Linked DNA regions of Mus musculus: regions 1, 2, 3, 5 and 6 are each linked to region 4. Evidence: chromatin loops called from intact Hi-C (ENCODE). Cell type or tissue: heart. All regions are shown on one strand.

What was found. Hi-C counts contacts between places; a loop is a spot of excess contacts. Peaks named below come from ENCODE experiments on the same cell type or tissue, not always from the same donor. Only the 100,000 strongest peaks of a DNase experiment are listed, where the experiment ranks them.
Region 1: a loop joins it to region 4, with 3 times the contacts of the local background. A loop is called at or near these places in 3 of 42 quality-filtered maps.
Region 2: it touches region 4 in a loop (2.3-fold over the local background); 2 of 42 quality-filtered maps call a loop at or near these places.
Region 3: a loop joins it to region 4, with 2.7 times the contacts of the local background. A loop is called at or near these places in 9 of 42 quality-filtered maps.
Region 5: a loop joins it to region 4, with 7 times the contacts of the local background. A loop is called at or near these places in 23 of 42 quality-filtered maps.
Region 6: a loop joins it to region 4, with 2.7 times the contacts of the local background. A loop is called at or near these places in 5 of 42 quality-filtered maps.

Annotation. Positions count from the first base shown.
Region 1 is chr2:3,346,724-3,351,723 of GRCm38, reverse strand. It overlaps Olah (oleoyl-ACP hydrolase), which reads left to right. Exons shown (of 8, transcript NM_145921.1): 4 at 3,345-3,483; 5 at 4,828-4,927. Among named protein-coding and RNA genes, the nearest start is that of Acbd7, 13 kb to the right of the region's middle. In heart, a CTCF peak has its summit at 2,619; no DNase peak of the experiment used is centred here; H3K27me3 peaks cover 703 bases.
Region 2 is chr2:4,434,229-4,439,228 of GRCm38, reverse strand. All of the region lies in intron 2 of Frmd4a (FERM domain containing 4A), which reads right to left. Among named protein-coding and RNA genes, the nearest start is that of Gm23691, 56 kb to the right of the region's middle. In heart, a CTCF peak has its summit at 2,546; DNase peaks (open chromatin) are centred at 2,618 and 3,968.
Region 3 is chr2:3,543,830-3,548,829 of GRCm38, reverse strand. No RefSeq gene overlaps it. Among named protein-coding and RNA genes, the nearest start is that of Cdnf, 33 kb to the right of the region's middle. In heart, a CTCF peak has its summit at 2,067 (motif pointing left); no DNase peak of the experiment used is centred here; H3K27me3 peaks cover 479 bases.
Region 4 is chr2:4,490,622-4,495,621 of GRCm38, reverse strand. All of the region lies in intron 4 of Frmd4a (FERM domain containing 4A), which reads right to left. The region is part of intron 3 of Gm39751 (a long non-coding RNA gene); the gene reads left to right. Among named protein-coding and RNA genes, the nearest start is that of Gm39751, 21 kb to the left of the region's middle. In heart, a CTCF peak has its summit at 2,877 (motif pointing right); a DNase peak (open chromatin) is centred at 2,881; H3K27ac peaks cover 2,491 bases.
Region 5 is chr2:4,314,377-4,319,376 of GRCm38, reverse strand. The region is part of intron 1 of Frmd4a (FERM domain containing 4A); the gene reads right to left. Among named protein-coding and RNA genes, the nearest start is that of Gm23691, 64 kb to the left of the region's middle. In heart, a CTCF peak has its summit at 2,599 (motif pointing left); a DNase peak (open chromatin) is centred at 1,086.
Region 6 is chr2:4,331,394-4,336,393 of GRCm38, reverse strand. The region is part of intron 1 of Frmd4a (FERM domain containing 4A); the gene reads right to left. Among named protein-coding and RNA genes, the nearest start is that of Gm23691, 47 kb to the left of the region's middle. In heart, no CTCF peak of the experiment used is centred here; a DNase peak (open chromatin) is centred at 1,943; H3K27ac peaks cover 481 bases.

The DNA of each region.
Region 1 (5,000 bases), 1.1 Mb after region 4:
ACTTCCTTAGACTTAAGGAGCCCCACGATGTTCCTATCCAGGATGGAACATTTCAGTTTAAAGGCAATTGCTATGTAGCATTCAGCCTTTAGAACCACTAAGAGTCCATTTCAGAAATGTTTGAAGCTTCTGTCTCCAAAGGTACCTTGTCAGATGTTAAATACAACCTGTGATTTTTTTCTTGTTTTCACCTGTTCCAGTTTGCTTCCTGTTGCTGTGATAAACACAGTGACCAAAGACAACTTGAAGAGAAAAGGGTTTGTGTTAGCATACAGGAGTCTATAGTCTATCACTGAGGGAAGCCAAGACAGGTATTTTAAGCAGAAACTTATGGAGCTCTTCTAAGGCCCATGTTTAGCTACCTTTCTTCTATACCCCAGGCTCATCTGCCTAAGAATGGAACTGCCCAGAGTGGGCTGAATCGTTCTATGCTAATTAGCAATCAAGAAAATGTTTCTCTGCGCAGTGGTGGCATACGCCTTTAATCCCAGCACTTGGGAGGCAGAGGTGGGTGGATTTCTGAGTTCATGGCCAGTCTGGGCTAGAGTGAGTACCAAGACAGACAGGATTACACAGAGAAACCGTGTCTCAGAAAAAAGAAAGGAAGGAAGGAAGGAAGGAAGGAAGGAAGGAAAGGAAGGAAGGAAGGAAGGAAAGGAAGGAAGGAAGGAAGGAAGGAAGGAAGGAAACAAGGAAGGAAGGAAGGAAGAGGAAGAAAGAAAAGAAAGAAAGAAAAGAAAAGAAAAGAAAAGAGAAAAGAAAAGAAAAGAAAAGAAAAGAAAATGTTTCATTGAAATGCCCCATAGGGCAGTCTGATGAAAGTCATGACTCAGATTATTCTTTCTAGGTGTGTCAAGTTGACAACCAAAATTTGCCATCACACCATATTTTGGTAGAGCTTTCCCAATCTTTTATGAATCCCTTGGTGTTCCCTGAAACTCTTCTATTACAACATAGAACTTGGTTTTGTGGCATGCCACCATCTAAATGTCTTTTCTCAAAACCGTAACCACCCCCAAATAAAGAAAGAATGAAAAAGAACAGGAGCCCTTCGTTTAGTACAGTACTTTAGACTAGACAAATCTCTGCATCTGTAGAGCCATTCTCACAGAGGACATAGGTTACTACTGTCTGTACCCTCTTGAGCCCCTGCCAAGATTTGATTTGCTGTTGTCTTGTTTCAAATTTGTCAGCAAGCCCAATACCACCCTGATTGGTTCTCTCTTATAAACGATGTATTCATTTGAAGTTTTAAATATTTTCTATCTTTAATTCTCAAATGTGCTCTCTCTCTCTCTCTCTCTCTCTCTCTCTCTCTCTCTCTCTCTCTCTCTCTCTCTGTGTGTGTGTGTGTGTGTGTGTGTTTAGGCCAGAAGTCAACCTCTGGGTTATCCCTCAGAAACTGTCTGCCTCTTTTCTCAGGGTCCCTCACCAGGACCTCAAGCTCACTGATAATGCTAGGCTGGTTGGTATACAGCGAGTCCCATGGACTCTCGCTTCCTGCCTCCCTAGCACAACACATCAAGCACCTTGCTAACTGAACTATATCCCTAGCTCCTAGATTCTAATGTTTTAACTTAATTATCATGAGTCAGTTTTCCCAGTCACTAGAAACCTGATTTTGGATGAGATGCAGTTATTGAAGAAGGCTCATTTTGTTTGTTTTAACTTTTAATACTATTTGGGGGTGGTGGATGCAGAGCCTATGTGGAGGTCAGAGAACACCTTTCAGGAGTCATCACAGTCAAGTCATCAGACAGAAGGGGCCCTTACCCTCTGAGCATCTGAGTTCTTTCACAGGGAAGTTCTCTTACTTTTCTTAGATGTTTTCTGATTGTTGTTGTTTAAGGTTTCTTTTCTGTTTTTATTTTTTGAATGTTAGTGTTTTATCTGGGCACCATGTCTGTGAGATGCCGGTGGAGAGCTGAAGAAGTTGTTGGACAGGAGTTACTGATGGTTGTGAGCCATTGTGTGGGTGCTGGGAATCCAGGCAGCCAGCGCTCCAGGCCCTTTGCAGCCTTGTTTTCTTTTCCGAGTCCTTTCCTTTCTCTTTTCTGGGTCCATACATACTTTGCCCTGTTTATCACAGGGAGAGGTTAGGTTTGGTTTTTTTTTTTTCAGTTTTGAAATAACTTTTGTATTTTTATTCATTTTATTTCCTGGCAGTCTTCATCCAATCATTTGGATGTTTCTAGTCAGAATTTTATTCTATCTTGTTTTTTTTTTAAAGATTTTATTCATTATTTATTTATTATTTCATTGTCATTGTCTTCAGACCCACCAGAAGAGGCCATCAGATCCCATTACGGATGGTTGTGAGCCACCATGTGGTTGCTGGGATTTGAACTCGGGACCTCTGGAAGAGCAGTCGGTGCTCTTAACCACTGAGCCATCTCTCCAGCCCCTAGTCAGAACTTTAAATTTCCAGATTACTGTGATTATTTTTTCATTTCTTTTTGGAGTTAATTTGCTTTGGGGCATTGCTCCCCTGTCCCTCCTGCCTCCTCCATGAGAGCTTTATTGAGTATTTTCACTGGCCAGAGACTCTGATCTGCCACTTCTGCATCCTCGGGATGGAACCAGTTGCTAGCTCCGTTTCTTAGTTCAGGAGTGTCCTCTTGTGTTGATACAGTGAAGTGCAGTTTAGAGAAAACATTGGCACCTTGTTTCTGTAGGTTGCTGGTTCTATAGTCTTCTTAATGGTTTGATATTTCGTTTCTATAGAATTTCTGCCCCAGCCATTTCTTTCTTCTGACATTTTACCCTTATAAGGAAGGTGTCTTCTTGGAAGTGTCTTCTCAGCTTGCCTCTGTCCCCTCAAGAATTCTAAATCCTTTACTTATGGCTCCCCCAGTACTTACTGCAGACCTCAAATTGTCCATTCACTAAAAGAAGAAAGCCCTATGATTTGTGTACGAGTGGATCTTAAAGACATTATTGTTATACTTTTGTTTACTTGAGATGGAGCCTGTTTAGTTTGATTTCTGTTTATGTGATAAAACACATGACCCAAAGCAACTGAGGGGGCGGGAGAGTTTATCTGGCTTACACTTTCTGATCACAGACCACTGTTGAACAAAGTCAGAGCAGGAAGTGAAACAGGGATGTAGCATCTGATGCTCTCATAGATGTCAGAAGTGTGTCTCTTACTGGACCCCAGATCCAATCCAGCTGACAAGCAAGCTTGGCCTCACAGACCCCATGCCAAGTTAGAGCACTACGATTTGCTTCTTTGAAATTGGTCGCATTGTGTAATATAGGGCTAAGGCTTTTCCATCCATTTGTCTGAGTTAACCTGTTAACCATCTTCTCTGTTTGTGTGTAACCTGTCTGTTAACTTCCAGTGCATGCTGTAAGACTGGCTGGGAGAGAAACCCGATTTGAAGAACCTTTCTCAAATGACATCTACCAGATAGCTGAGGAAGTTGTGACTGCCCTGTTGCCCATCATCCGTGACAAAGCTTTTGCATTTTTTGGCCACAGGTATTTAGATCTTGTAAGCAACCTGCGTGAGTCTTAGGATAGGTGCTCAATGCTAAAGCACTCTCCTAGTACACTTAGGCAAGTTCCTACTTTGTGTTTTTGAGACACAGCTTTTTCTTCTATTAAAACAGAACATTGGATAGTTATCACCAACCACAGGTGTTACAGTTCTCCATTTGTTAGGAGATACACCTAGAAGGAAGACTCTATCAGAACCTTCTATTTATTTTTCAAATTAAAATATGTATGGAAATAATATGTATTTACCAAGACCTAATTTCAGGCCACAGTCTTGGACAAATTTCTTAGGCCTTTAAATTAGCTGGAGGGAGTAGTTCTTATCTATGGAGATTAAATGACCAGTGAAGGCAGGACTGGAGAGAACGTTCAGAGGTTAACAGTGTGTTCTGCTCTTGCTTAGGACCTTAGTTTGATTCCCACCAATCACTTGCTCACATCTGCCTGTAACTCCAGCTCCTAGGGATCTGATGCTTCTGGTCTCCATAGGCAGCTGCACTCATGTGAACACACCCACACACAGACATGTATGCACACACATAATTAAAATCATATAAAATATTAAATTAATAGTAATCATAAAGAAACCAGCATATTTGGATAATAAAAGAATAATCTTTACACAGTATGCAATCACCTATGCCAACAGAAATATAAACTAACTTCAAGACTCTCTCTCTCTCTCCCTTTCCCTCTCTCTCTCTTTCCCTTCTTCACCTTCTACCCCCCTTCTCCTCTCTCTCCCTCCTCTTCCCCACTCCACCCTTGCTTGCTCTGTCTCTGTCTCCATCTCTGTCTCTGTCTCTCTCTCTCTCTCTCTCTCTGTGTGTATGTGTGTTATATGTGAGTGTATGTGTGATGTGTGCATGAGCCTAAAATATATGGGGAGGTGGGGGGTGACCATGGGTGTTGGTCCTTGCTTTATTGGCTAACTTTTATTTAAGATGGGATCTCTCAATGGCCTGAGATTTTACCACGGAGGCCAAGCTAGCAGGACCACGATTTTTCAGGGGTCCTCCTATCTCTGTCCCTCATTTTTGCACTGTTGAGATTTCAGGCCCGAGCAGCTGAACTCAGCTTTTTACATTGGTTCTGGGGATTGGAACTCAGGTCCTCCTCACAAGTGTGAGGCAAGTGCTTCACAGACAAAACCACCTCTCAGGCTTGAAACACTGCTTACAAGCATCATCTGTAATATGCTTTCTGCAAACCAGATAACATCCAGTTTAGCTTCTGCCCACCCAACAGTTACCGCTGTGTTTGTGATACAGGGTTACCGTGAGTTTTCCCAACACTGTTATCATGTTTGCCTCTTTCCTGGTTTAGTTTCGGATCCTACATTGCTTTTATTACTGCACTGCACCTAAAGGAGAAATATAAAATGGAGCCGCTGCATATCTTTGTGTCCAGTGCCTCTGCCCCTCACGTAAGTTCTGGTTTTCCCGGGATGGGGAATGAAGAGGGGAGTGGAGTACTAATGATTGGGCTGTTGCTCTCCT
Region 2 (5,000 bases), 56 kb after region 4:
GTGTCCCCTGCCCAGGAGAGGGAAGGCTGTGAGGCGAAAAACTGATAAAATGTAGGGATGAGGAGGGTAGTGACAGATGAAGGAGCCATGAGTGCAGACCCTTGGTTGATTGGAGACTCAGGGGCTCCTTCTCAGAGCAGATGCAAGAGGACGATACCTAGTTGTGAGGAGGAGGGGCCTGGGTACTGGGGTTAAGTGTGGAGGTGGAGACACCGCTCAGGGAGCCTGTCACAGAGTCTCGAAAGCAGCTGGAGGCATGTGACAGGGGCTATAGGATTTGAAATCCGTCCAAACAGCCGGGAGGGGTTAATACTTAGCTCTCTGCTGAGTGAGATAGGGGAACTGCTTGAAGGGCTGAGAAGTTATTGTATAATGAAAGAAGAGTCTAGAAACTCTGCGCTAACTGTGAGCCACTTTCTGTCCCTTCCTCTACTCACTGTCATACTCGAGGATGCTGTCTCCCCCTGGGAATTGGACTTCCATCCCTCTTAATTCTAGATGTGATAAGTCCCATCAAAATGGATACATGTGCCTCCACATGTCTCCCAGGATCCTTCCTTATCAGACAGTACAGGGTTCATGGGCAGAAATGCTGGAAAGAGGAGAACTGTCTACACCATCATGGAGTAAACAGTGACACACAGCCCATTTGTGAACAAGAACCACTGGTGGCTAAACTTGTAATGAGTGTTTGGTGGTCTCAATATGAATGACCCCACTGGTTCATATAGTTGAATGCTTGGTCCTTAGTTGGTAAAACTGGGAAGGATTGGTAGGTGTGGCTTTGTAGGAATGGACGTGACCTTGTTGGAAAAGGTGTGTCACTCAGGATGAGCTCTGAGGTTTCAAATGCCCACACCAGGCCAAGTCAGTCTGTCTGTCCCTCCCTCCCTCTCTCCCTCCCTCCCTCCCTCCCTCCCTCCCTCCCTCCCTCCCTCCCTCCCTCCCTCCACCTGCAGATCATGATGTAATGCTATCAGCTGTAAAGTTCCAGTGCCATTCTTGTCTGCTTCCTGCCATAATGATCATGGACTAATCCTCAAAACCTATAAGCAAGACCCCAATTAAATACTTTATAAGGTTGTCTTGTTCATGGTGTTTCTTCACAGCAATAGAGCAGTAACTAAGACAGAGTGACACAATCTAAACAGTGATTGATGGTCGCTAGCTACTGATTCTTAGCCCAAAGGGAAGGTGAGCTGGATCACCACAGCATCCAGGTCTCTGTAGTCCATATATGGCTCTACAGCCAGACAGCTCAGCCAAGCACGGGAAGGACAGGATGGAGAGTAGGCATCTCCAGCATCTCCAGCCCCAGGGATGACTGGTTCAGGACTTTGGTCACCTAGCAAATATACCTAGGAAACTGGTATCTGAGTAGGCAAGCTACCACAGTCGACATGAGAGTTACCATGCAAACCAGCATCAACCCTAGCTGTGTAAACCCCTGGGTGCCTTTGTCACGAATCCTTTCCACAAAGACCAACTTCTCCTCACTATTTCCAAACCTCTGTTAAAGGTACACACAGAGGTGTGTGTTTGTGTGTGTGTGTGTGTGTGTGTGTGTGTGTGTGTTTCATTTGTCTCCTCTATCAACAAAATTATTCACATTCCGCTGAACTGTGCTGTGTGGCTATGGGCTTAGCTCTGTTGTTCACCTCATCTCTTCTCATCCCTCCTTAGCAAGGAACTCATCGTTCAAATCCTCTCATGAGGGTCTTTGTGCGTTCTCTTACAGCCCTACCCAAGAGGATCTGTGGAAATGGTTTTGTGAGGGACTTAGCAGTAAAACCAGAGCCAAAATAAAAGGACAGAGAGCAACTTTAGCTAGCTTGCAAGGAGAAGAATTTACTACACCCTCCTCCTACTTTGCTCACTCCCCCTTCAACTTCTGCTTTGAGCCAAATATCAGCAGTGCTCATTGAGTAGATTTGTAAACCAAGCTAAGATCGGTTTCAATGAAGAAATGGAACATACAAGGGGAAGCAGGAGGGCTTGGGGGAATGGGAGCTCTATAGTGGTGTTGCTAGGCAACCAAGGTCCTGGACCAGTCATCCCTGGGGCTGGAGATGCTGAATGGCCTACCCTCCATTCTTGTGCTTGGCTGAGCTGTCTGGTTCTGGAGCCACATACGTGTGAGGGAGTTCCCAGATGGTAGCATCAATCTGGTATGTTCTGCTACTCTGCCCTGTCTCATATCCCCCAGGGAGACTGGCTTTTGCCGCCTTTGTTTTCCTCCAGCACAGAAAGAGCTCACTAGCTCCCCCACTCCCACTCCCACTCCCGAATGTTTTTAAAAGTCCTTGCTGGAGAGGGGGGAAGGTTTGGCATCTTCTAGCTCCTCCCCAAAGGGGAAACTATTCATCTGTGCGTGCATACCTCATGAGCTGTTTCCTATTCCTTCACGCTGTTAAATGAACTCTCGATGACATATGGAATTACCATCACGTCATCTGGCTATACTCTATCGTCACATTTGTTTGCTTTACCATGTGCCTTTAAGATGTTAAATATTATTGGCCACCCCCAGGGGCTGGGGCGACATCTGGTTTGCTCATTTGGTAGTGTGCCTGCTTCACAGAACAGAGCTTAATAAATGATGCTGGCAATCACTCTGAAGGTAGAGGTCAGCTCACGGCGGCGCTGTCCCGCCCGCTCTGGCTCGTCTTGACAAGGTGGCCTGAGAGATCCAGGACAGACGGTTTATGATGCTGAGTCCCTTTGTCTACTCCTTGCCTCTGCGTGCATCCTTAGCCCTTGGCTGAGGCAGGGACTCCTGGTGAATGGAGCACAGAAGGAAGCAGATGGCAGATACGGGCCAGACTTCAGCAGACGGGTCAGCCAGCCAATCAGAAGATACCACCTGCCTACCCTGTTCAGCTGAGAAGACATGAAATCAACTTGTCTTGTCTTTTTTTTTTTTTTTTTGGCAACATGTGCTTTGAGGGAATTCCTGGTTTCTGGTTTGCTCGGGAGAAACCAATCCTTTTACATTTTTTAGAGGATGTTATCTGTGAAGTGTCTGTGAGGGTAATGTGTATGTAGGCATGCATGGACAAAGTCTGCTTGTTTATTCTATGTGGCACTCTTAGAGCCAGACATATTTTTAAAAAGTTAGTTGTACACTTGCTTTTCTAGTCCATAGTAGGCAGCGTGTCAACTCTGTCTCCAAGTACTACTTTACTTAAAGCCCACGTTAACTTCCTTAATCCTTAAGACCAATACACACTAGTGTCTGTGTCAGAGAAAAGCAAGAATGGTAACAGTCACCTCACCCTTCTGCCATACCAGGCAGCCCTTACCGCTACCAGAGACACCTCAGGATAGCCGTGACACTTTACGAACTGGTGGTTTTCTTTTTTAGTGCCCTCCATGCCGGGGTTCTTGAATGTGGACATCGTAGATGACCATGTATGTCATGATGTCAAAAGGTTGGATATGCCTAGATTAGAAACTGAGTTCAAAGCAAAGGAAAGGGCTGGGGAGATAGGCCAGTGAGTAATGCTCTTGCCTTACGGGCTTGCGGACCCTGGAAGCTCCTGCCCTAGGGACCTGTTCAAGAGTAGGGGCACAAAGTAATGGCAGGCAGCACTGTCTTGTTACCTTCCTAACTTCTGTTGGGAAACACAGACTCCTTAGAGTCTCCCGGATTCTCAGAACCATGGGATTCTCAGAATCACGGGTTCCTCTATTTTACAGGAAGTAGACAGTTTGAAATTTTCTGTCACCAGCCACCAAAAGACTGGGTTAGAGGGGACAGATGTGGTCTTCCTTAGCATGTTGCCTCCCATCCCACTGAAGCTTCATAAACACAGCAGCAATCTCGGGGAATGGTGGCCATCTGTGCAGGCGGGGAGGACTTCAGTGTGTAAAGCTTTATTGTGTGAGGTGACAAAGTTGGCAGAACAAAATATCCACTCATGAAAAGTGATGGGAAAAGCAGAGACGAGACCGTCCAGGCTGAGAAGGCCAACGTCTGTTTCCTTGAGCTTGTCTTCCTTTCCAGTGGGATGTGGTCCAGTATCCTAAGCCTGCAGGGAGCCTTGCTAGGAAGAGCCACACCTCCGCCATTCAATTCTACTGAAAATGAAGTCTATTTTTAAAACGCCCATTGTGGAAAGGTCCAGAGCCATCCCTGGGATCAGCTTCCAAAGCCCCATCAATAGGCTGACAGCGTATGGAAATCCATCTACACTTCCTTAAGTTCTTCTCACCAGCACTAAACACATTTTCTGTGTTTGGTTTTAAGATCTGGCCAAGAAGTCCTGGCTGGCCACTGTAAACTAGGCTGGGTCTCAAGCCTCCATCCATATTCCTGTGTCTCCTGAGTGCAGAGATTACAGGCAAGCATTACTATCTCCAGCGTCCCCCATCCCCCTCTTCTTCTTTTAAAATGCTCCTGCAAATAGGAATTCCAATCAGAAGAAAAAAAATAATTTTAAAGGAGCCACAATAGGAAGACAAAGCTCGAGAAGCCAAACTGAACACAACATGCCTGATGTCCCAGCTCTGAATGCTGATGCTTCAGGACACAGATGGGGTGGCATCTCCTCTAGTGAAGGTTTTCTGGTCTGTCTTGTTTTTCCTTTTAGGAAATACGTCAGCTTTAGGATGTTTTGATGACAGAACAAGACACTACAGGTTGAAGGGTGACCAAGGTGCTACCTGTACCCACCCATGGTGTGGATAAATATTCACCCAGCAGTTCCTAGAGGGACTTGAGGACATAAGGAACTACATGGGTGCCAAAATGTTGCCTGGGCATTTAGGATAAACCCCTCGAAGGTGCTCCATTGCCTTCTCGTCCTCCCTCCCAGGGGCCAGGCTTCACTTACTACAGCCATCGGGATTTGAAAGTCATCCAGATTTCACTCAGTAATACCAAGCTGCTTTCCAACTTAAGCATCCGATGGCAGAAATGCGGCCATACTTTTTTTTTTTTTTTTTGGCCTGGAAATATCATGCTAACAGTGATCAAGTTTATGTGACTGCATGAAATT
Region 3 (5,000 bases), 950 kb after region 4:
CAGTGTACTCATCAGATAGATAGATAGGTAGATAGATAGATAGATAGATAGATAGATAGATAGATAGATAGATAAAATCTTTGAAAAAAAAGTTTCAGGATGAACTTAGAATCATTTTGCAACAACACTACAATGTGAACACAGGGAGTTGTGACTTGCTAAGAGTCAACATGAAAGGGTCTACTGTGGCCATTCCAGAACAAAATAGGAGAACAAAATAGCAATGATACAATTAAAACTGAATTGCCATCCAAACTATAACAATAGAACATACTAATATAAAATGGGGAAGAGAAACAAATACTTCTTACAGAGAAATGCAGATTGAGATGGAATTTATAGAAAACTAATATTAGATGCCCATGTCATCTGAGATTTACTTCAAAATAATGGGTTTTAATTCTCCTGGGAGAAAGATCAGCCATTATAACATTAATATCTTCTGAGGCCATTGGCATCAGGTGATGGATTACACACTACAGGTTTGTATTAAAGATGACATGATGGGGCTGAAGAGATGACTTAGGGATTAAAAGTACATACTGCTTTGGTATCCAAGCAAGCTGAGTTCAGATCCCAGAACTCACTTGTCATGCCTGGCTGTAACTTCAGCTTCATGGGATCCCTCACTCATATCTGTCTGCTGCATGTACCTGCACTCCCATATACATACTCATATCCAAATGCATGTGCATATATATAATTTAAAATAAATAAAGCATAGTGAAGGCCTATACCCATAAATATAGGCAGAATAAGGGAACCAAAACTAGTAGGCAAGGCATTCCTATCCATGGGAACTCCGTGGGGAGGGTGGCATGAACCCAGGTACACAAAGCTGGAACTTGGGGTCAGGGAGATGGCATCTGCTGCACAAATGTGGGGATCTGAGTTTAGATCACAAGAGCCCAGGAATATTTAGATGCAATGGTGTGTGTCCATAATCCTACCATTCCTACGGCAAGATAGGAGGTGGGGACAGGAGGAGCCCCAGAACCTGTGAGCCACCTAACATTGCCAGCTGTGAAGAAGAGACCCTGCCACAAACAAGGCAGAAGTTGACACTGGAGGTTGTCTTTTGATACCCACTTGTATGCCATAGCACATGACTATGCACACATGCATAAATACATACATGTACATTATGCAGAAAGAGAGAGGAAAGAGCAGGGTACAAAGAGAGAGACAGAAAGCTGGAACTCTGGAAGCAGGCTGCTGACTGACTGGCTGCTTACTGGTCAACTGCTGCCCCCTCATTGCTCAAGCCAAACAAGGAACCAGATAAAGGAATCCAGTAGGTACAGCCCGCAAAGGTCAGCTTCCTGAGATGCACAGTGGAGCAAGAGTCACATAAAACTGTTCCAGAGGGGCAAACAGCATGTATGACTGCCTACATTATGGCAAGATGGCAAATTTTAATTTCTGTCACATAGGGGAAAATGAACTGATGAAACTCATCATTGTCCTGGTAGGCTGTTATTTCACCTTAGGCAGGAGCATCTTAAAATCATGCAATTTTAAGAAACTGAAACCATATAATCAATCTCTCAGGTTTTGGCATGTGCCGCACATTCAGAGAGAATGGGCTTTGTGTGTCTTATTCATTTATGCAAGAAATTGGCTGGTGCTGTATTAAGGATATTCACAAAAAAAAAAAAAAAAAAAAAAAAAAAAAAAAAAAGATATTCACAACTGCACCTGAGGATGGAGCTCAGGGAGAGGGCTTGACCAGAATGCATGAGATCCTAGGTTCAGTTCCCAGTAGTGCCAAAAGAAAAAAAAAAAGTAAGAAAAAATTTGTCAGCAACTAAGCTAAAACAGTTTTTTATGTTTATTCACAGTGAACCAGAAGATGAAAATATTGTTTTGTTATATCTGTTCTCCTTATCCTTTATCTGATAAGATGTTTCTTTGTCTGCATTGTCCTGTACTCCCTGATAATTCAGAGAGGAGAAAATCTGTAGAGATGTCTAAAGCAACTGAGACTGCACCTGCTGCTTCTACAGAGTAAGAAACTAAACCTGGGAAAACCAGCTGGCCCGCTCGACAGACCGCCACCTGCTGGTGGCTATGTACTATGCGCTGTTCCTTGGATTTGGTGATGTGTTCAAACATGCAGGGGGCTAAAAGTCAGAGACCTTGTGTTCTAGTGTCAGCTCTGTCACCAAATGACAAAATGTCCTTGAGCAAACTGTGTTGCTCTCTTGGCTTCTGTGTCTTCAGAGGAAAAGCAAAAAATCTAAAGCTGTATCTTTACTATCAGACATGTCTAAAAGCTTTTCTAGTATCAATGAGTTCCAATATTTCATTAACTTAATGAAATGATTTCATTTTAAACATGCATCCCTCAATTGTTGTGTGTGTGTGTGTGTGTGTGTGTGTGTGTGTGTGTGTGTGTGTGTGTAAGTTGTGGAATGCTAGTGTATATACAAATTATCAGTTGTTTAACGAGTGACTCAGAATGGCCAGCAGTCCATGCTGTGTGTGTCAGATCACTGAAGGACAGCTCATAAGGGGCAGTTCTTAGCGGTTCCATGAGCTTCCCTCTATGAAGGCTTAGGGAGATTCTAAGTCACCCTTAGAACACATTGTAACTAATCAGTCAGTCTCACTAAAACTACTTTCTTATCACCTTCAACAGCTGGGCTCAGAATGATGACAGAAACCTCCCTGTGTGTTTCCCTTCCTTTATCTAAATTAGTTATAACCAGAGATTACTCTGAGATCTTCAAGACTCACATAGCAAGAAGCTAACAGGCCACAAGAGGATGTACCCCACACCTATTAGATTCCTCTTAGTTCCTCTTCACTGTCTCCCAAACCCCTTCATCACCATCTTCCTGAAAGTAGATGTTCCCATCTGTGCATTGGGAAGGTTATTATACCAACTTAATAACATCGCTTATCTAGGTTATGGTAGCAAAGGAGTCAACACAAGACAAAATGCTTACCTAAGGGGATGCATCAATGGCTTTAGGCTAGGTAATGCATGGGCTCAGATGCTTGTATACTTTAGAAGCAGTGTCACTGAGAACACTGGGAAAACTTCTTCTATAGCCCCTGAAGCATTTAGCTTCCTAAACTACGTGGCATTTATTCTGAGTCCTAAGATATGCATAGGAATGAATTATACAGAAACAGAGGGACACATGGAGATGGGAAGGGACATTCTATGTAGAAGTAGAAGTACACAGTGAAATCTAGAAGCCAAAGAAAGTGCAGTTCCCTTAAGACATACCAGTCCTTCATATGGCTAAAAGGTATAGAGGTGAGAGGTTGCATCCTGGCTGTAAGCCTCAGGGGAGGGGAAAGTGGTCCTTCTCTGCCACACTAAAAAGATGAGCTTCATCCTGAAGGCTCTTGGGATGCACTGGAGAAATAAAGCAGCCTAAATACTAGAAGATATTGTGAAGGCCAAGGCCAACATTGTATGAATAAAGAGTGGCCAGTCTGAACATCTGGTTCCACTAGACAGATCAGCTTAGAATGGGTGAATATCCAAGCACTTCTCCCTGAGATTCTGTTTTCTCTAGATACTCTCCAGTCAGCCATTTACATAGAATTCATCAAAGCTCACACTTCAACAAGTAAAACACTCCAAAATTTCTAAAAGTAACATGATAGTGTTAGAAGAAGAAAAAAATAAGAGGAAGAGAAAGAGAAGAGGAAGGGGAAGGGGAAGAAGAAGACAGTATATGGCTTCTTGTTGAGACTTTAAAATATCTACATAGTTAAAATATACATTCTATATCATATATAGGCACATATACTTAAATAAGGTAGCATTGCCTCCAAGTGTGGGAGTCTGGGAATACAGATAGTATTCAAGATATTTTGCTGTGAGGTAGCGACATGGGGCCATGGTTAGTGAATTGGTGAATCTATCTTAGATTTTGTTTTCTTCCTATCTATAGGTAAGGAGAAATAGAGCATATTCAGATGTTTATGAGAAGAATTAAAAAGAATGAAGAAGACCCAAGTTGTAGGAGAGGGAAGGATTGAGACAAGTTTTAGAGAAAATAAAAATCACTGAACACAGCTATGTAATAAGAGGAAAACAGCTCACACTCATAACACTGGGAGAAGTTAGTGGGAGTAGTCAAAGGTGTTCTTTTGTGATGACTTCTGGTTTTTAAATTAGAGTCAAGGCCATCAGCTAAACATCATCAATGAGACAAACCAATCAGAAGCTACTGGACTTCCAGGAAAAAGCAGAATATGGACAAGGTCCTTGTTAGCATTTCCTCTAGGCTCTGCCCAACAGTTAACTAACAATGGCCAGGTAGGTACTAAGAGCCAGACATATAAGGACTGCTTTCCCTTCCCTTCCCTTCCCTTCCCTTCCCTTCCCTTCCCTTCCCTTCCCTTCCCTTCCCTTCCCTTCCCCCCCCTCTCTCTCCCCCTCCTATTCTCTCTCTTCTTCACCTGTCCCCAGCTGGTCTTTTCCCTCTTTCTCCTCTCTCTGTTCTTCTCTGTGCCCCATTCTCTGCCTCTACCCTCTTCCTTATGTTCCAAACAAACTCCCTTTTATACTAAGCCTATCCTAAAGCTGATTTCTCAGAGGGAATGCTTAGGCATGGGCCCACCCAGGCTCCCTTCTGCCACTACACCATCGCCTTTAATAAAACAGAACAGTCTTCTCTGAGTATAGGAGAGCTAAATAACTCAGAAAACAAGGAAGGACTACCAGACTCACTGAAGACTCCCTAGGATGAGGCACAGAGTTGGTTACAGACAGTTCTCATGAGTGGGAGCTTTTCTCCATCCATGGCCAGTTGTCTGGGTGTCAGGGAAGTCTAGGCAAAAGGTAGATTCTACAATAATTCAGTAGGGAAGTACAGGGCCAAAGCCTGGTGCCAGAGGTTGCAATGACTTTAATATTGCTAGTCATAGTGAGAAGGAAGTAAGGGCATGGGATAGATGGGTTGGTGTGTTATAAAAATACTAGGTGCCCACATCCAAATGCTAGCTAAACGATGAGATCAACATGCTTCACAAAG
Region 4 (5,000 bases):
TTCCAGCTGTGGGAGGTCCCAGCTGGAGAAATGGAAGTTCACAGTCACCCTTAGCTACATAGCAAGAGCTACATCTGCAGCCTAGGCTACACAAAACCTTATCTCAACACACACACACACACACACACACACACACACACACACACACACACACACACACACAGACACACACACACACAGACACACACACACACACACACACACAAAGCAAAAATCTCTCCTCACAAAACCCAGGCCAGGCAGGCCAGTCTCAGAACCCTTTCTCTGGTCTGTAGACTAAGCGAGCAAGCGATGTGTGTGAAGAAGCTGCTCTGGTGACTGTGTGCAGGTGCCAGTGAACCTGGTGTCACTCAGAGACAGGCCGGTCACCTCCATCAACAGACAACAGCAACTCACTGCAAAGTCAGAGTTAGCAAAATTCCAAAGGGTTACTGAATGGTCCTCATGTGCAAAGCCTGCCAGAGGGGACTGGTCGTTCTCTAGCTGCGCTGTCGTTGTTAAAGGGCAGGCAGAATAACAAACTGGAAAGAAGAGAGAAAACGAGAGGAATAAAAGCAACACAGACAGGGAAGTACTTTGAAAATTGAGCTATTTCAGACTCCACAAATGTAGACTCAAATTATCACATAGTGGAAAAGTCACCGTTAGCCTTCGGGGGAGTCTGCTATTATTCTGGTACTGTGTTCCGTTTTGATAGTGAGACATGGACACAGTGGGGTAATGGCTGACTGGGTGAGTATGGGATTGCACTCCTGGAAGTTTATGCTGGCTCAGAGATCACCTGACAGCCGTGCTTCTGCCCAAGCCACCCCGCAGAGGACATTGCTATAGCTCCTGCTCCCCTACCCCCAGCTCCACCATATATGCAAGCACAGCCCCTCCCCTGAGCTCCTGGGGCACTGCTCAGTACACTTCCCTCAGCCCTGTCATTTCTGACAACCCAGGCCTCCAGGAGGGGTGGGGCATACCACTGTTATCTTTGTGCCTCTAGATCAAGTACAGAGCCTGACATAACTGCTAACTTTGATGCTCAGCTTTTCTTCAGTCTGTCCCACCTTGGTCAGAGTCCCTAAGGGGTAGTATGCTACTTTCTTGTCATTGTGAAGGAACACCTCACAGAAGCAATGAAAAGGAGGAAGGACTCATTTGGGGTTGATGTTTGGAGACACCAGTCCAGCGTGGCAGGGACAGTGTGGCAGCTGAGGGGGCTTTCAGAAAGGTTTGCTCATGTTTTCGTGGATGGTTTAGGAAGCACAGAGCTCAGGCTGGAACCAAGACAAATATATCCTCCAAGGTTTCCCTCCAGCAACCTGCCTTTGCTAGATAAGTCCCATGTCACAAAGGTTCCTCAATGTCCCCAAATGGCAGCACCAGTTGGGTCCGAACATTCAACAAACGTATGTGCGTGAGTGTGTGCGTGCGTGTGTGTGGATGTGTGTGTGTTTGTATGTCTGTGTCTTTCTGTATGTATATGTGTGTCTGTGTCTCTCTCTGTGTGTTTACACATGTGTCTGTGTGTGTATCTCTCTGTGTATGTGTGTGTGTATGTCTGTGTACGTGTGTGTCTGCGTCTCTCTGTGTATATGTGTGTGTGCATGTGTCTGTATCTGTGTGTGTGTGTATCTCTCTGTGTGTATGTGTGTGTGTGCCTGTGTCTGTGTGTATGTGTGTACATGTGTGTTTGTGTGTGTCTGTGCTTGTGTGTGTGTTTCTGTGTGTGTATGTGTGTGTGTTTGTATGTCTGTGTCTTTCTGTGTGTATATGTGTGTCTGTGTCTCTCTGTGTGTATGTGTGTGTGCATGTGTCTGCATCTGTGTGTATCTATCTGTGTGTGCGTGTGTATAATTCAGATTTAAGCCACATCAGCAGAGAAAGAGTAAGGACAAAGAAATAACAAATGATAAGCAAAATGTCATAAAACTTCAGGTGTGGGGTCTCACCCCCCAACACAGCCAGGTTTCAGGCTACTTCCTGTCTTTCCCTGTCTACACAGAAAGTGGATAAAGCATGGCTGCTGATTTGCTTGTCTCTTAATGACAAAAACCCACCAGTGACCTCCCAAGCCTGGCAGGGAAGGCTTATCGCCATAGTAATGTTTGAGTGGAAGCCCACGGGGTCTGAAATAGCCCAGTTTTCCAAGTCCTGTGTCTTTATCCCGTTTGCCTTAGTCCTCAACTAAAGCACAGAGATGTCCTGTGTACCCCCCTCCTCAGCCCCCCTCCTCAGCCCCAGGTTTCTCCTGAAGACTATCTCCTAAGAGCCCAACACTCCACTTCTCCCTTCCGCGCTGCGGTAATGGAGAAGTAAATGAGGCGGCAGCCCTGCTGTCTCAGGCGCCCGCTTCCGTTTTCATGGACGTCTACCATCTGGCAGTCAAGTCCAAGGAGGTGCAGAAATGACAAGCATGGCTAGGAGAGAGGTGGAAGGGAGGGAGAGCAAGAGAGGGAGAGCAAGAGAGGGAGAGGGGAGGGGGAGCGGAGGGGGAAAGGGAGAGAGAGAGAGAGAGAGAGAGAGAGAGCAATCCTCCTCTTGACAGAAATCGGAAAGCAGTTTCCTGTTAACCTTTATCACCAAGACAACAGACTGGAAAATCCTGGAGGCTTGGGGCCTGGCATGTGTTTGTTCATAACCTTGGGCGTTTAATTCATCCTGAACTTTCGATCTGTGCTAGGAAACTCTGAAGTGAAATGTCTGGATGAAAAGAGACCCGAGACATCTCTATTCCCACCCTGGCCGGGCACAAGGTTGAAGAGATTTCTGGGGAAATGAGGGGACTCGATGGTTTGCAAGAAAAGTTGAGGTTGCCCTTTCCTCTCTCCCCCTCCAAAAAACTAGGTCTGGTGCTTTTATGAACATCTGGTTTGTGGTCCTCTGTGTCAGTAGGGGGCACTGTTGCTCCTCCTTAACTGCCCATGTAGGGAAGGGATGGCTTCCTCAAACAGTTTACAAAGAACCTTCTGAGTTTCTGAGTGAGTCCAGGGAAAACAAAAGATGTATCTTCCGCTGCAAGGGTCTATACAGGCAACCCCAAGTCTGCTCGGCATTAACCGTATCTTTACAATGCGTGAATGTCTGGGCCTTGCTGGCTTCAAAGTCAGCCAGTTCATACAGCTAGTAAGCTACCCATGGCCATCAGAGCTCTAACTCTCAAATATGACTAAGGGGCCCAAAGTCTCACTTCTACAACCTCTACTGACTCTCAAATGCTGCCACCATCTCTTCTCTCATGGTCCCCTACCTTTCTGACCAGAGACATGTTCCAGATGACATGGGAAAGGCCCTAGGTTGGAAAGCCCATTGAAATCATAGTCATTTAAATTAGCCAATCCCAAGCCTGTTTTCCCAGCGCGGCAGTGGCTTTCCATAGAAAGCCCAGTAGAGGATACTGCCTTCTTTTCCCCCCTTTGCCTCCCAACTCTCCCGGCACCATGTGACATCACCTCTTCTCCTGGGCTCTGTCACAGGACACTTTCAACCCTTGATCTGTTGGCTTCATCATACTTGAACAGCAAGGCAAACCCCTCCCTGTGTGTGAATGCACTTGTGTCTGTGGAGGATAGAGGAGTGCTTGGCAGAGTCATCTCTCTCTGTCCACCACCTGGGTTCCAGGGAGGGAACTCAGGTCACCAGGCCTGGCAGCTGTCAGGCCCAAAGGAAACTCCATTTCCCTGAATTCTGGTGGCTAGACAAAAGCCAGCATTCCCCAGGAACCCATGAAGCTGCTTCCCTCTCTACCAAAGAGCCATCCCCTTATCACTGGCACAAGGCACACATCTGTGGTGCTTACTCATATACTAAAGTGCACGCTGGCTTCCAGGCTCCCAGCATCACAAGTACAAGCACACATTTCAGAGTCCATGCTAGCATCCTGGCTCTTCTCAGCGCTGCCTTTAGCTCATGGGCTTCCCTCCCCAGATACTCACTTCTCTTTATAGCCCTGCTATTTCAGCACCCCCTCTCCATTTTGCTCCATGTTGGTCTTCTCCTTCTCTTTCTCTCTCCTCTAACCCCATGGTCAAAGCCAGTCTGCTGGTCGTGTTCTATTGCCTTCTCTGCTCTATGCTCTTCCAGATGCCTCTGGCTGTTTTCTTCCTCACACCTATAATAAACCCTTCCCCTTAACCATACCTTTGAGCTGGCCATGCCCTCAGCTTATTCAGTCTTACTCCCCCCCTCCCCCGCCCCGCGCCAGTCATTTCTCCAGCCCACAAAATGTACATATTAAAATAAGTTATTTTCCACACACACCAGGGATAATCTTAGTGCTTTCTTCTGAGCTGAAAGGAGCAACCGTCTAGGCTGAGGTCAAAGCCAGCCAGAATGGTAACCTCCAGGAGCCATGTCACACCCACAGCAGCTCAGAGGACTCGGGACTCAGTATTTTATCCTAGTCTGAAGTTGAGGTATGTACTCCATTCTGGTTGCTTGAATGATTATACATCTAGACCTGCCTGCAGCCTTGGGGAATGGCATCTCTTTTTTACCTCACAGAGGCTATGAGCTAAGGCTGTAACACACTGACCTCTATCCAGATGACGTCAGCCAGCGAGAGCTCTGCCAGGCCCCTGCCCTGCTGCCACTCTTGCAGCTAGCTACCTCTTGGCACTTGGGGAACCACTGAATATTTACAGCAAATGTTAATTAAACGGGCCAGTGGTTTCATTTTGTAATGAACACAAATGTCACATTTGGAACGCTGACTTTCGGTGGTGAAGAGGGGGTGATAATAATGTGGATGGTAAGCTGTGGATTTCTGCAGCCAAGTGCCTCTGATGCTTAGGATTTCAGAGGCTTTACTTTGTAACCAGGGACCCAGCTGAATTAAGGCAAGGTCGGGTTAGCTAGGCACCTCCAATAAGACACCATTGTCCTTTCAAGGAACAGGAAGTAGCAACTATAGTCTCAATCACGGAGAGAGACATCTTCAGGGCCAGAGAATCTTCTTCTAGATAATAGCCAGTCCCTTGTTGTCGATTTCCTATTGTTTATTTCAGTTTGTT
Region 5 (5,000 bases), 180 kb after region 4:
TAGGCTAAGCTGGCTGGCCCATGAGCCCTAGGGATCTGGCTGCTACCATCTAACCATTGATAAGATTATAGGAGTATACCACCATGCTTAGCTGATTTTACATAGGCTCTGGGAGCCAAACTCAGGTCCTCATGTTTGCAGGACAAATCTTTACCAACTGAACTATTCAACAATTCCTCCTTTGTTTGTTTGTTTTTATTTGAGACAGGATCTCATGTAGCCCAGGCCGACCTCAAAATCTATATGTAACTGAAGATGAACTTGGATTATATGTATATACCACCATGACTAAATCATGCAAGGATAGGCAGAGCCTGCAGCTCCACGAATGCTAAATGAGCACTCAACATCCTCAGCCCTAAAGGCTCCTCCTCCTCCTCCTCCTCCTCCTCCTCCTCCTCCTCCTCCTCCTCCTCCTCCTCCTCCTCCTCCTCCTCCTCTTCTTCTTCTTCTTCTTCTTCTTCTTCTTCTTCTTCTTCTTCTTCTTCTTCTTCTTCTTCTTCTTCTTCTTCCTCTTCCTTCTTCTTCTTTTTTTCGAGACAGGGTTTCTCTGTGTAGCCCTGGCTGTCCTGGAACTCATTTTGTGGACCAGGCTGGCTTCAAACTCACAGATACCTGCCTCTCTCCTAGGTGCTGGAACTAAAGGCATGTGCCAGCACACCTGGCTTATTTGTGTTACATTCCTGCCTTTACAGTCGTCACTCACTTTTTTTGGGGGTTTTTCGAGACAGGGTTTCTCTGTGTAGCCCTGGCTGTCCTGGAACTCACTTTGTAGACCAGGCTGGCCTCGAACTCAGAAATCTGCCTGTCTCTGCCTCCCAAGTGCTGAGATTAAAGGCATGTGCCACCACCGCCCGGCTAAAGTGGCTTCTTAATGATATCATATTCTGGTCTATAGGATGCTCAACATTAGCAATGAAGCCATAAAAGGACAGTGAGTGAGTCATTCTCTCCTTTGTCCACATGGACTGGAGGACTCCAGGCCAGAACACTGAGATGAACATTTCAACTGTTTTGGCAGGAGTGATTCATCCATGGGTCACAGACTCATCTATCCCTTGACTCTTGTCCCTGACCACAAGGAAACCACAGCCTTATACACCCAGTTCTTTATCTCTGAGCTCAAAGAACACAAATGTTGCTGATCAGGGGACCCGACTTCCTGTCATTAAGGAGGACATCCTACCACTTAACAGCAAGATCCTAAGCCAAGCCAAAAGCCTGATGATTTGGGCGTTTGATTCCCACCTACAATTAACTAGGTCACAGCTGTAAGGAAAGAGGAAAAAAGAATTACACCCTAAAGCAAGAGGACTTACTGTCATCTGTGACTGCAAAACAAACACTTAGGGCTTCCCTTCCCCTCCTCTCCATGCAACAAAAACAAGTATATTGGGGACAGGATAAAAAAATGATATGGAAAGACTATGGAAATGTCTCAGAGGGTAAGAGTGCTTGCCGTGTATGCATAAGGACCTGCGTTCAGACAAATTCCCAGCACACGCATAGAAGCGGGGATCTGAGTGTCTCCAATTGAGAGTTGGAGGACAGAGACCACGAAATCTCAGCCAGCCATGAATCCAGCCAGCTCAGTTGAAATGGAGAGCTTCAGTCTCAGGGAGAGACCATCTTAGGGAATAAAGGGGAGCCTCACAAAGCAGAACAACCAATGTCCATCTGAATTCTGTGCACATGCTAAGACGTGTACACACACACAGAGGCACACATGCACATTCACACATACACACAAGCATACAAGCACGCATGCATGCACGCAGTTAGGAGCTAACGTGACAGCTTGCTAATGTGTAGTCTCAAGCCTACTTATTTGGTATTTGTTCAATATACAGAGGAGATGAATATATGCAAGCACAGTCTGCTTCTAATCTGTGTTGAGGACTTCTGTAAGATTAGACAGAATCTGGAAAGATCCACGATTGCTTTTGAAAATTCCGGAGTTTTCTGGGCTTTAGATGGTTTAGGTCTGTATGGTTCCCTCCTACTTTGGCTCATAGGAATGTCTCCTAGACCTTGGTGGGCACTAGAGAGGGAGGGAACACTCTTAAGTGTCCACAGTATCCAAGGAAGTAATGCATTTCAGAAAGGGCCACCTCAGTGTGCTGAGTCCCTTCTGGTTACCTATGACCACCAACCAGCATCGTGGATTTTATTTGTCATGGGGTGAGTTACACAGTTGCTACTGATCTCATCCTGAATGGTCATATAAGCTAGTCATAGTAAAGATAATTATTGATAGTTGATGGAGAGAGAGAGAGAGAGAGAGAGAGAGAGAAAGAGAGAGAGAGAGAGAGAACAATGATTTATGTGTGATATTTGAGACCTTGACCACTTTAAAGCATCGTCTGTAATCCCCAGCCTACTTGGGAACCTGTGAGAAATCTGTGTTTGACAAGATCCCAAGTGACTCCTTCATACATAGAAAACACTGCTTACCATAGCAGCCTAGGGTAATGACTTTCAGAAACTTTGCTTTTAGCTATGACAATCTCTGCCCCCACCCCCAAGTAACTTTAGTAGAGATAGATCTCACAAGCACAGGGGGCAGGGGTCTGAGTCTTTTCTGCCCCCTAGTGGCATATCCATCTCCACCAGTTCTTCCAGTACTCTGCTGCTCTGGGGGTGTTACGGGCCCCATAGGTCCTTCCTCCTTCATCTCCCCTCTCTCCCTCTGCTCTGGGGGTGTTACGGGCCCCATAGGCCCTTCCTCCTTCATCTCCCCTCTCTCCCTCCTTCCCTCCACTCCTCCCTCCCTCCCTTCCCTTGAGTCATGCAGGTGATAGAACACATGGACTCAAGCATGCTAGACAAACGTTCTATCAGTGACCCACACCTCAGCATCAAAATTAGATTTGCATCCCCAGTAATAAATAAATATGTGAACACACAAATACCTAAGTAAATAGGGCCAACCAATCAGACATATGAAACAAAGAGTTCAAGTTCAGATTCCAGGAACAGATATGGGGGGATGGGTAAGAAAACAAACAGGGAAGGAAGGCCCTTAATATATAGAAAATATAAAATAAAGAGACCGAGAAATGGAAGTGGCCCCACAGTGAATATCATAGAGAGAACACAGGACAGCAGTTATGTTACATTGGGGTTTTAGCTCGACAACCACGAGATACATGAAAACATCCATGTTTATCATAAATTAAACTCTATGCATGTGTATATGTTGCTGGGACTGAACGAACACAGGGCCTCATGCACACGACGCAAGTGCTCAGCCACTGAGCCACCTCCCCAGCCCTCTGTCTGCCTTTTAAATGTGGAGGCAGACTCTCACTAAGTTGCCCAGGCTAGCCTTGCACTGATTCTAACCCAGGTGATCCTCCTGCCTCAGCCTCTAGAGTAGACGGGACTGTAGGCCTACATCTTTAGGCTGCATTGCCACTGTAATTTGAAGATCTGCTTACTCTTGCGGTCCACTCCTCTATGAAGGATACTTTCTCAGTAGCTTCAGCATCAAGGGACATTCCAGTGTCAACTCACCCCAGATCCCTTCTGGGGAGCTCTCTGGATTCAGATTGTCTGGACTTGAACTCGAGGCTGGCCCATGTAACCCTGGAAAATTACCCTTCATAATTTTCTTTGTGCATGAATTTACTGCTGGCCATGTTCTTGAAGGCATGAGACAGAATCAGTCTGAAGGTATATGGGTCAGAAGGAGGTGAGGGAGACAGGGACACAGTGAGTGACAAGCCATTGGGGTGGTATTGTACCTACTCTAAGGGGACACCCTTACTGTGCTTCCCAGATGCCCAGTGACGGAATCTTCCTTCTTACTCGCCCCCAGGGGCCAAGTCTGGGGAGTGCATGAGAGAAGCAGAAGAGGAAATGTATAACTCAATATTTGGTCCTTGATTCTGGTTCATGCAGTGAGGCCCTTCCAGTGGAAGTCAGGAAGTTTGCTCTGTGTCCATCCCTGGCCAGTGTCTTGGCCACATGATAATCATCAGGGAGCCCTGTCTTGCTTCCTGCACTTTCTGCAGGAAGTGCAAATATGGGGACTGGGTATCGGGATAGCTAGGCATGGTAGACACATGCCAGGACAGTGACAACTCACATCTCCAGGTCTGGGGCTCTCAGACACTGCCAGGTGATAGCATCACCTCTCAGGTCTGTGTTGTTTCTCCTGTCTGAGTAACCCTGATTGTGGTGGAAGCATCTTAGCCTTCTGCATTTTGTCCCTACCTCCCCGCTCCCCAACCCCCACCTCACGAAAACTAAGATAATATACTAGGTTCCAGTAATGGGTGGTTCTTGGACATTAAGCCAAGGTGTGTATCTGGAGGGGTGTAAAGCCAATGGTTCCCTGCTCCTCTGGAAGAGATACTGAGGTGGGTTCTCTGGTGGTGAAGGGGCAAGCACGTCTAATGGAACGAGCAGCTTCCCCCGAAAGCACTACTGTACACAGCAACCTTCCTACTCTGTAAACGCAGCTTTCTATTGGTTCTTGGCCCTAGCTCACACTCCGAGGCAGCAAGCTTTGCCCAGGGAAGTGATTTTTGTGCATAATATGCTGAGAGACGCATTGTGACAATGTGCCACTGTTCCAATGGGGACCCCACCTACAGCGTAATCTCTGTGCTTCCCTTGAGAACCCCTTCATTTCAGGGTATGCTGAGACTCCAAGTCCCTCAATTATACAATGGGGTGAGGCACAATGGCTTTGTACTGTCAGGGCTTAACATTTCAAACGAATTCATGCCATCCTGGGAAGAAGAAGTACTGCCTTGTTCAGGCTGTGGTATTCCCATGTCTCAGCTTACCCTGGGGCATTTCAACACACCTGCTGAGACAATTCCTTCTGCCAAAAAAAGGAAGTTGTAGAGTGGTAGATTTTGTTCTACCTGGCCCCCCTCCCCCCGCCGACTCTGCCCTCAATGATCTGTGTTTTCATTGTGCCAACGTGCCCAATAGAAACAACACACAGGGAGAAGCAAAAGCACTATGATTCCACACAGCATAGAGGG
Region 6 (5,000 bases), 160 kb after region 4:
GAGAGAAAAACAGAGTTTTTTTTTTGTTTGTTTGTTTTTTGGTTTTTGGCAACATTCTTCTCGTGCAGTTAGTTATTCTTTGAATGTCTCTCAATGCTGCTTTTTGTTGAAATGAAATGATCATGTTCTTGACAATTCCCCATGAGGCTTTGAGCTCCTGAGGATGAAGATCATATCATTTTCAATGTCTCTTTAAGCCAGCTCTGCTGGCCAGTGGACATGAAGGTCTCAGGGCAGGTGGGAGTTGCCAGGACTTGATAAGTCTATTCTGGAAGGCATTTGGACCACCCGTGGTCCAGCACAGGTTTGAAGCTTTTGGCTTCCCTTCCTTCTTCCAACCCCCTCAGTTGGCTCTGGAGTATACTAACCAAGCCCTGTTATCCTAGACTGGGGTTAGCGAACTAGTTTAGACTTGCCATCCCGACCTTCCTCCTAGCAACTGCTTTCTGGGACCACTCATGGGAGTCAAGTTCAAGTTGCAAACAGGGCTGTGTAGATCAGAAACGACTTCTCTCCTTGAGCCAACCAGCTTAGCTTGGCCAGGGAGGGACCAGGGACAAATAAGAAAGCCAGCCCTCCAGTCCCAGAGGCCCACAGGCTCAGGTAACATAACTGCCACTCAGCAAATGGCTGCTGAATTGAATTGGACTAGATTGAATTGTGGTTACACGGGAATGTTTTCCTGGGACTGGCGGCTAATAAGTCAATATTCTCTTCAATATACTTCAGCTGTTAATGGAAGGCCTGAAAAAGTCTCTGGGGAAACAAGGGGCTTGGCTACCCAGCTCCCTTGATTTTGAAGTTTAATTTTACTTTTATTTTTAATTGTATTTGTGTGTTTGTATATGTGAGTGTACATGTGGGTAGCTATATGTGCACATGTGTGCATACACACGTGGAGGTCAGAGGTCATATTAGATTGTTCCTCCAGAGCCACCCATCTTAGTTTTTGAGACAGAGATCCTTACTAGGACCTGTAAGTCCCAGAGTAGACTAGGTCTGCTGGCCTGTGAGACCCAGGGCTCTGGCTGTCTCTGCTTCACCATTGCAGAGATTCAAACCCTATGCTACCCCTCTAGGCTTTTTATGTGGATCCTTGGACTTGAACTCAGGTCTTCATGCCAGTGTGACAAACACGTTACCAAACAAATGATCTCCCCAGCCCTTTGAAGCCCAATGCTCTATATCAGGTGATAACCTGACAAGACAAAAGAGAAGTAAGAGGGTAAGAGAAGATTTGCTAAAGGCCAGGAGCCGGGTCCCCAATCTCATTTGTAATCACAGCAATGTCTGCAGAGACAGAATTATCTAGACCAAGTTATCATTCCAAATGCCAGGATGGAGACGAGGCGGCACTGGCCTGGAAAGTAACATTTCAGGAAAGCTTCCGATTTCATCAACCTGCAGACTTCCCCTTCCTCTTGAGTCTCTCAGCACATTTTGTTTTTGTGGTCCCCCAGAACTCCCTTAGATTCATAACTTGTCATTGAAAAGATTAAGGTTTTTTTTTTTCCCATGATGGTTGTTCATTTTTGAGAGATTTTCCTCAAGTTTATTTTACACAAGATTTATTGGTGACATAGCTGCTGTTTCTAGTAACACAAAGGTTACTACAAAGGTATGCCTCCTTCAAGGACAAGAATTCCAGAAAAAGCGCATCTCCAGAAACTGTGTCTATAATCAGAGAAGGGGCCAGGACGGGGAGGGAGTGTCCATATGAAAGCCATCTAGCACCTGGGGCCTGGCTACCAAGGAACTGTCCCTGATGCACCCCCCCCCCCCCCCCGCCCCCAGACATTGTATGTGGGGAGAGGAGCATGAAGCCTGGAGCTATTTAAACATCGTGGTTCATTAGGGGATTATACACCGCCACATCACACCTAGAAAGTACAAATCCAGCTGTGTCTGCCTGATGCCAAACAGCGTGGTGAGCCAGCAAACGGGGAAAGAGGCCAAGCCTGCTCAAGTTGACTTAATGAAATAAACTGGGTTGCAAAAAGCTGTCAGCCAAAGAGAAGTCTGTGACTGCCCTTTGAAGAGGAAGCCAGAAGAATTTGGTTTCCCTCCCCCAGCTCCAGCAGACTGGTCCCTCTCAGGGTGGGCTGGAGATCTCAGGACTGACACCTCCCTGGCAAGTGGGAATGCCACCAATCTGAACTGTTGGTGGCTGCAGGAAACAGATACTTCTGTCTTCCTTTTGGAAGTGTTCCACATTTCCAGACAACTGACTGTGAAGTATCAGCCTCTTGTGCAAAGTGTCATCTTTGGGCCAGGGCTGATGCTCAGGGGTAGAATGCTTGCCTAGTCTGTGAGACCCTGGGTTCCATTCCCACCATTGCAAACAAGGAAACTGAAGGGCTGAAGAGATAGCTCACCGAGGAAAGTGCTTGCTGGGGCTGAGTTTGATCCTCAGAACACAGGCAGAAAGCCAAGTGTGGTAGCATGTTTGTAACCTCCCATACTGGGGAGGTAAAGTAAGATCCCCGAGGCTCCCTGGCTACACAGTCCAGTTGAAATCTGCGAGCCTCAGATCAGAAGAGGACTTCTTCCAAACAGCAGGTAGGTAAACTCCCAAGGAAGGCCATCCAAGGTTGTCCTCTGACTACCACACTTACATGCATCCATATACACAGGTGCACCCTCACAAACCTATGTCCCATCCATGAGATAAAACCCCAATAGCAAATTTCTCATAGGTTTGAGTGAGACATGGGTCCAAGTGTTTGATTCCAGAGAATCCTGTGTGAGTGAGCCAACACAAGGAGAAGGGGCTGAGGAAAGCCCCAGGGTTCCTCCTTGGTGCTCTTGCCTCTCAGCCTTCTGCTGTGAAGAGTCACATCTGTCTCTTACCCAAGAATGTCACCACATGTAACTTGTGTGCACATTGCTCAGAAAACATCAGACCTTGCTTGGGAATCTGGAACCCATAAAAAGCACTTGCTTAGTCTCCACAGCCAGAGATACCATGCTTTAAATCACTGGCTTCTGCCACTTGCATGCTAGATGAATTTAAAGCAACATGCATTCTTTAATAACCCCGTCCTTCAGCTGGTGACCCTCTTCTATAGGGTCACCTTGCAGACTGAACTTAGAGCACCTCACATGGGCCCAGGCACCTAGGAAGGGATGTTCCATTAAGGTTATCCAGATCCTAATTGATGGCAAGGTGTTCCCCAGCCTCAAGGAAAGATGCTGGTCACTCTTGATCCTCCTCTGTTACCTGTCCCCCTCCCCCACAGCAAAGCAAAGTGAGCTTTGGTCCTACCTGGTAGACAGCATTGGGGATGCACCACGGTTTTAACATCAGCTGCAGACGATGTAGGTTTCCTTCCCTGCAAGTCCTTAGTAGCCGGCAAGCAAGGTCCCAGCTACATGGTACGTCTTCAGAGCCCAACAGCCCAGCAGCCATGCCAGCTCCAGGCCTTGCCCTGGCCCCTCTGTTCCCAGGCCTACATACGGGGGTTGTGTTCCTTTAGTAATGCAAAGTCCCAGAGTCACTGAGATCTAATCAGACAAGGCAAAAATGCAGTCAAAATGATTCTGCTTCCCCTCGCTCTCCTCTCCCACTACCTACCCTGGCTAATCTGGAGAGACTGTTTTCTTGCAAGGATTAGCACACGTCTCCCAGTCTCTGGGGACCCTGCAGGCACCAGGGAGGAATAAACCCTGGCCTGCAGATAACCACCTATCCTTGTCTCTCTATAGTCCTGCACACTGCTGGCTCTCTGGCAGGTCCAGACAAAACCGAAAAGAGTGTGAGGCAGAAACATTCCAGGGCGAGAAAGTGGCGGGGAGAGAGCTCCAGAGTCCGTTGCCAGTATCCCCATGACATTCCAACGATTTTTCTTAACTCTCCGAGACTTGGAGAACCCAGGAGTTTCTGCACGGTGAAGCCAAATGTTTAATTTTATATCAACACTGGAGCACTGGCTATTTTTCTGGGTTACTTGTAAGGCACGGGCCATTTTCCTTGGAATCATACTAAATTTAGGTTGGGATAGAAAGCGAGGAAGCTTATATCATGGATTTAATAGCCACATCCACGATTATGGGGGAAAATGGAGAAAGGAGGTCACAGCAACATGTATCATTTTTTTTTTCTCCCTTAAGATCTATGACTGTGCAGGCTGTTTGATGGATAAACCATACATAGAACTTAACCTAAGAGAAAGACAGTCAGGTAAATGGGTTGCAACTGCTTGTGAGCTCAGCTTCCCTTTGGTTGGCTTTTTTGGGGGGTGGGGAGGAAGATAGATTTCTTGCCATTAGATCAGGCTAGCCTAATACTTGCCATATGTCCCAGGCAGCCCTGATTTTGTGCCCTTTATGCCTCTACCTCTCGAGCGGTCGCTGCTATGAAGAGCATGCAGTACCACATTTGGCTGGTTGACAATTATATTCAACCATGTTTCAGAAAGATTCCTGCTTTCTAAGTCAATAGATTGTATACCAAAAGGTGAGATTCCAAAGCTTATAGGGACAGTAAGGAACCTGGGAATGCAGTGAGGATACAATCTGTATGACTAAGGCAGGTCAAGGGACTGGGCAGATGATAGCATTAAGTTCAATTTCCAGCAACTGCAGGACAGTTCACCACTGTCTGTAACTCCAGTTCCAGGGGATCTGCATACAGGCAACACACTACTTCATGTAAAATTAATAAATCAACTTAAAAAAGGAGAGATGGGTGAAGTTCAATCTTAATATTACTTAGATTGAATCATCTTAAAAGAAAAAATGCTTGGTTGATACTCAGGCATAGCTTTCTTCTGTGCATCTTATTTATTATTCTTTATTTTCTCAACTCTTACCTTTATTATCTTCTATAACCTCCTGGAATATCCTGGAGTTAGACAAGGTTGAAGTTGGTCCTACCATTTCCTGAAGGGACCAGGACAGATTGATTGTCTTTATGATGTATTCAGCTGTGGAATGGAAACACTAGGCACCTCACTGGGCTGTTTCAAGGATTAACCAATAGCACAGGGCACGTGGGTGGG